2 separate regions of the Homo sapiens genome follow, and region 2 is linked to region 1. The links are chromatin loops, found by intact Hi-C in ENCODE. Cell type or tissue: endothelial cell of umbilical vein. All regions are shown on one strand. Links, peaks and the distances in the headings refer to the core of each region. The heading gives the core; the rest is flanking DNA. Region 1 has its middle 330 kb from the start of KCNH7. Region 2 has its middle 330 kb from the start of FIGN.

What was found. A loop is a pair of places that touch in the nucleus more often than their neighbours do. Peaks named below come from ENCODE experiments on the same cell type or tissue, not always from the same donor. Only the 100,000 strongest peaks of a DNase experiment are listed, where the experiment ranks them.
Region 2: it touches region 1 in a loop (10-fold over the local background); 2 of 110 quality-filtered maps call a loop at or near these places.

Annotation. Positions count from the first base shown.
Region 1 is chr2:163,168,301-163,171,231 of GRCh38, reverse strand. No RefSeq gene overlaps it. Among named protein-coding and RNA genes, the nearest start is that of KCNH7, 330 kb to the right of the region's middle. In endothelial cell of umbilical vein, for the core only: a CTCF peak has its summit at 1,546; no DNase peak of the experiment used is centred there.
Region 2 is chr2:164,059,616-164,062,546 of GRCh38, reverse strand. No RefSeq gene overlaps it. Among named protein-coding and RNA genes, the nearest start is that of FIGN, 330 kb to the right of the region's middle. RefSeq lists a silencer at 1,094-1,388. In endothelial cell of umbilical vein, for the core only: a CTCF peak has its summit at 1,211 (motif pointing right); a DNase peak (open chromatin) is centred at 1,216.

The sequences.
Region 1 (2,931 bases), core at 109-2,608:
CAGTCAACTCCATAGTTCTAGAATTATTTATTGATTTTACTCATTATATTTAGTATAAAATTGCTTATAGATAAGATATATACATAGACTTATATTGACATAATTGTATGAACGTATGTGTATCTGTGTATGTGTCTGTGTGTGTATGTATATATTTACCCCTTCTCCTGGCACCTATCCTAGGCCTAGTGCTACCTGTGATGCATTAAAGAGCCTAGATTTTGAAGTCAAAGTTAGCTCCAATTCCTAGTGGATGGGTACCTTGATACAAGTTATTTGTCCTCTTGACATTCTTGTTTCTTCTTATGAATATTAATAATAATAGTAATTATTTTTCATAGCTGTTTTAAGGATAACATATTTGTGTGATTGTGTAAGGAGTCTAGCACCATGCTTGGCATGTAAGTGATTAATAAATGTTACTTTTATTATATTTGCCTGGCCTATAGTAGGTGGTTAAAAATATTTTACTAGTGTTATTATTATCTATATCTTACTAGTCCCCATGTGTCTCACTACTATAGCAATATTGCTTTATAACTACCAACAAACAACTCCATTTTTTAAATAGACAATATGTAATATACTTGTGAGGATTATGCAAGATGATCCATATATAGCTGTTGCATAAGGTCCTCAATAAGTATGTATATTGTTATGGCTTTGGTTGTCAACATAATTGTTGTACAAAGCTTGCTCTGAACATTTTTTCCCTAGCTGCTCTAGCTTCTTAATTAGGCTTCGATCTTCATTTCTAAGAAAAATATAAAACCACTTATGATGTAGAAATCTGCCTATATTTTCATTTGTGGCTTTGGCCAGGTCATTTATCATCCATAAGGCTCAGTTTCTCAATCCTGGAATGAAGTTTCTAAATGAGGTCTTGAAAGTACTTTTCATCAATTTCATGCAGAAGTCATTTTCTTGAATCTGCTGTGTGAGTGAAAGCCATCAGACAACCACCATTGGCCACAAAAGCATGTGATCAGTGCTTTCATTTAAAACTCTAAAGGGAAATAATCCAATATGTAAACTTGTAAGATAGGCACATAATACTTGAAAGTCAAATACTAAATATTCCTACTTTAAATACAGTTCTTTTTTTTTGAGACGGAGTCTTGCTGTTTCCCAGGCTGGAGTGCAGTGGCGCAATCTCGGCTCACTGCAAGCTCCGCCTCCCGGGTTCACGCCATTCTCCTGCCTCAGCCTCCCGAGTAGCTGGGACTACAGGCACCCGCCACCATTTAAATACAGTTTTTAAACTACTATATTTTACCTATTTCTTAATTTGGCCTCCTGGTACAAAATCAAGATAAAGGACAGTGCATATATTACTTAGAGAGTGAGAATCTCAGTGTAAGTCATTTGTTTTGTTAATGTCATTGCAAATTTTTACAGTGTCAGCCTAGACCTTATTATGTGAAACCACAGAGAATCACGGACATAATCTGATCAGCCTTAATGCAATATAGTTTTGTCAAAAAATCTATTTGTCGAGTAAAAGGCATTGCGTTAGTTCTTTTAATATATGGTGTATAGTGACACCTATAGGAGACTGTGTGTAATGAATGGCATTCATTTAAAATAGGGATTCTATGGGTGTGGTAAGCTTTTAGTGTGAGGAAAGTGCATTCAATGGAAACAGGAAAATATAAATTCAGCATTAACACTTAAAGTGTGTAAGCTCTCCCTTAAGAATTAAAGATGCCTGGAATATATTCCATAATAGAAATAGCTTCAAATGACTGGGAAAATTGATGGAGAAGAGAACAATTTCCATGGTAACAATATAATGGGAATTTCTTTTTTTTAAGGAAGAGTAAAGTAAAAAACAGAAATATAAAGTGAGTGCCACAAAGGAGACTACACCTGGCAGCAAGTGATAGGGTAGAAATAGCTCTTTTTTTCAAATATCTGAGTAAAACACTATTTAATTCTCTGTATCAGTAACAATCATAAAACAATTGTGGTTATAATTATAGTTACATCTTGTGCTATGCCATATCAATTATATTTCCCAACTAACATCATTGTGTCACAGACATGCCTGAAAAGCTGAGGCCACATAGCATGGAGAGAAGAGCTGTGGACTGGTTGTGAGAGGTGTGATTGCAAATCCCAGGGCTGCTAAACTATGGTCTACCGACCATAGTTATTTTATCCACAGAATGAGAAGGGATGACAAGGTAATTTCAAAAGCCAAATCCAGTTCTAAATTTTCCAACTATAAATTTAAATTAGTGATGACTTTTTCTTTTTTAATGATTCCATGATTAGTGGTTAACTTGATGTGCAACCTTTTACAAAGCACTTAACCTCTCTGTGCAATGGTTTTCTAACTTTTAATTGCAGTGCGTGGACTAGATGATCTCTAAATTGTCACCTCTAAAATATTATTATTCTAAAATACTGTACATCATATTCCTAACACTAGTTTGATCCCTGAGTGAGTTAAAATTCTACCTTTGGGTGGTATTACGAGAATCAGTGAAATCCCAAGCATATGAGTAAAAGGGCTACTTATATCTAATATGGATTTATCTCTAAACATATTTGTATGAGCTGCAAGAGTATATTTGGGTTCTTTAAAATCTATACACCCACAGTACCTCTACTGTTGTTTGGTTTGTTATTGAGGACAGCAACAGAAAATGTGTGTCTCCCCAGGGGTCATCTCCCCAACCTCACTCCATGGCATTCAACATACGAAGTGATCTAAATTTTTGAGTTCAACTCCCTGTTTCCTCCAAAAGCCTTTGTAGCTTAAGCTGAGCCTCATTAAGGGACTGCCTAAGGTTTTAAAACATAATTAAATAAGTATTTCCTATACTTGTTCTGGAAAGAGACTTTTTAGTATAGCAAATCTATATTCAAACTTCATTATACACATTCAGAAGAAAGCTACAGGTTACTAGGATTTCTTCATATTCA
Region 2 (2,931 bases), core at 177-2,676, 890 kb before region 1:
GAAAGTAAGGACTGGCAGCATTAATGCCATTATCAGTGACCTTTCTTCTCAGGGATTATAATATTTCAATATACCTGTTCACTAGGGTCAACCTTATACATAGGTAAAGTAAACATTTACCTTTGGCACATATTTCAAGGAACATGGGGCAAAGACAGCTTTGCAGAAATCGCTTTCTCACCAACCTATCACAGAGTTTGAAATTCCCATCATTTGGAACTAATTATTTCGATCTGAGGCATTTTATCTAGAAAAGTCCATAATATGAAATAAATACAGCAAGGTAAAATAAAACATTAAGCCTTTTACCATTCATTAAGACCTTAATTATAATTTGTTCATAGGCATTGCTAACCAGTGACCTACCAATATCTTGAAAAAAATGGGCTAGTCCACTGCAATGTTATGATGAATGAAGAGAGGAAATGTCTATACTGTGAGAAGCTGTGCAGTGGGATTTCGAAACAAAGAATGAAATTAGGGAATCCGAGGGGGTACCAAAAAGTGAACGCTTTGGAGGTTGAAGAGAGAGAACACTGAACATTGAGAAAAGGGCATTGAAGAACAACTTTGTGCATGTGTGTGTGTGCTAGGGACGTGTACATGAAAAATACCTATTTTAGAATTTTGCCTGAGGCCAAGCCTGTGAACAACTAAATTTTGTCCTTCCTTACACACATATTATTTTTTCTTCACTCTACTTAAAAACTAAAGAAAATATTTTCTTAACACTTCAAGACATATTACATGCATTCATTCTCTTAGCCTTCTACCCAAAAAAGTACTTTTTTTCTTTATTGACTTTTTATTTCTCTTTTTTATTAGTTTATACTTTGTGGAAACTGAAGGAAGTATTTATAGAAGTTTTAAATGTTGACACTACAGAATCTCTTTGCTTGGTGGAATTTTGTTGGCACAAATTATGCTTCAAGCGACCACCAAGCATTTTTATATTTGACTAGGAACTAATTCAAAGTATGCTTCATAAACAAGGTAGTCATCTATTTGTTTGCTTACAGTCACACTTGGAGCTTGGCTTGAACTAGCCATTTTTATGTAAGAGAGTAGACATCTTAATAATTCTGATAAGCAAGACCTCTTTCTATATGCCTTTGAGACTTAAGCCTAAAGGATTTAAGACCAGCTTCCCCCTAAGAAAAACACCACCACCTCAGTAGCTGATGTTGGCTGAATGCTTACCAAATTCCAGCCACTGGGAGGCAGTATTGTGTAGTAGTTAAAATTGAGTTTTGCCATCAGCTAGACGAGGGTTCAAGTCTGACTCTAACATGACTGCTAGTTAACCTCTCTAAGCTTCATTTTCCTTATCTTGCAAAGTGGTATAAGACCTGTTACTCTTTCATACTGTCCTGAAGATTAAATGAGATAATATATCAAGTGCTTAGCATATGCCTGGTGCTCATAAAACCCAATAAATCTAATTTCTTGGTGAAAGTATGTGATATATGGATCTAGTCCAACCTACTGATCCTTTTTTCTCCTCCTCATACACTCAGCTAACTTTCAAACTCCTCTTAGAAACGAGTGCCATGGACCTAGAAGCAGAAAAAGTTAATTTTCACAAGCAGAATCTTTGGAATTAAGCCGAGGTACAAATCAGCAATGCTTTTCCCGAGCCTCTAGTTTCTCCTTTCATCTAATTACATACAGTCTCAGCAGCAGGGAAAAAGATGTCTTTTCACCTAATACCAGAGACAGAGACTGAAACCGGATGAGTAAAAATTTTAAGGAAAGCAAATCAAAGCCTAGTCACTTGGGGTTCCTGTATCTGCCAACCACACACCAGTGCAAAATCAGAAACCTCTAGATCCCTTAGTCTTTTCTCCTGTGTCCCCAAACCAACAACCATTACCTAGGGACCCACTGACATTCTTATCCTAGGACTTTTCAATAGCTCCAGGATTTCTTTTTCATAATTTCCTCTGTTACCTCATACTGCAATGTTGTCTTCAATAACAATTGCATTTGCCACAGAATACTATGTGCCTTGTTCCTACTGGTAAGCAGATGATGCTGTTAGGTAGAATGAAGTTCCAGAGTCCAATGTATTACTTTTAAAACATTTTATACTGCCAGAGTAGTCCCTGGTCTTTATATCCATATCCTTAAATTTATCTTCTACTAAACTTAATTATTCAAAGTAACAGATATATTTCACTAAAGAGTCTTTGGTAAATATTAAGTCTACAGAGCTACAAAGAAAATTCTATTCTTGATACTGTATTAACATGCAGAGACCTCATAGTAGTTTATAGTTCTTAAGACAGAGAATAGTTTCAATGAAAGCCTTGTTCGAGTCATGCAGAACTTCTGCTGTGGAATCAACAATTGACCCTGTATCCAGCTTATTCACTGATCTCAATTTCACCACTTACATCTAAGCTTTAAGTATTTTGAGGATTCTGGTCACAAATTGTTTTCCAATTCTTACCAATCATTGACTTCAAAAGTGAAGTAACCTACCGATTCTTGGGGATCTAGACCAGTTTCACTCTATATTTTTACTTCCTAAGAAGAGGGATTAGTGGCCGTTCAAAATGTATGTTTATGTGTAAAGTTCTTTCTCATCCTTTACAGTTTTGACACCTTTTCAGTTTAACATATTATAAGCCTATATATTCATTAAAATATCATTGATCATTAGTTTTTTCCCAATGTCAATCCTATGATAGATTCTCTTGAAATGTAAGTAAATGTATTGCATTTTCTACAATCATTTTACTTGCAGATGAAGGGTTTCTATATTTGTCCTTAAGTTTTCTGAGCAGACATTCAGAAGCAGAACTCTAGCCTGTTAAAAGGCACAGCTGTACCCTGCAGGTAGAATGAAAAGGTCCTCGATGAGGTCTTGGATGTGTGTCCTTACATGCTTCATACTGCAACCTAATGTGCAGTTGCAGACCACCCCAC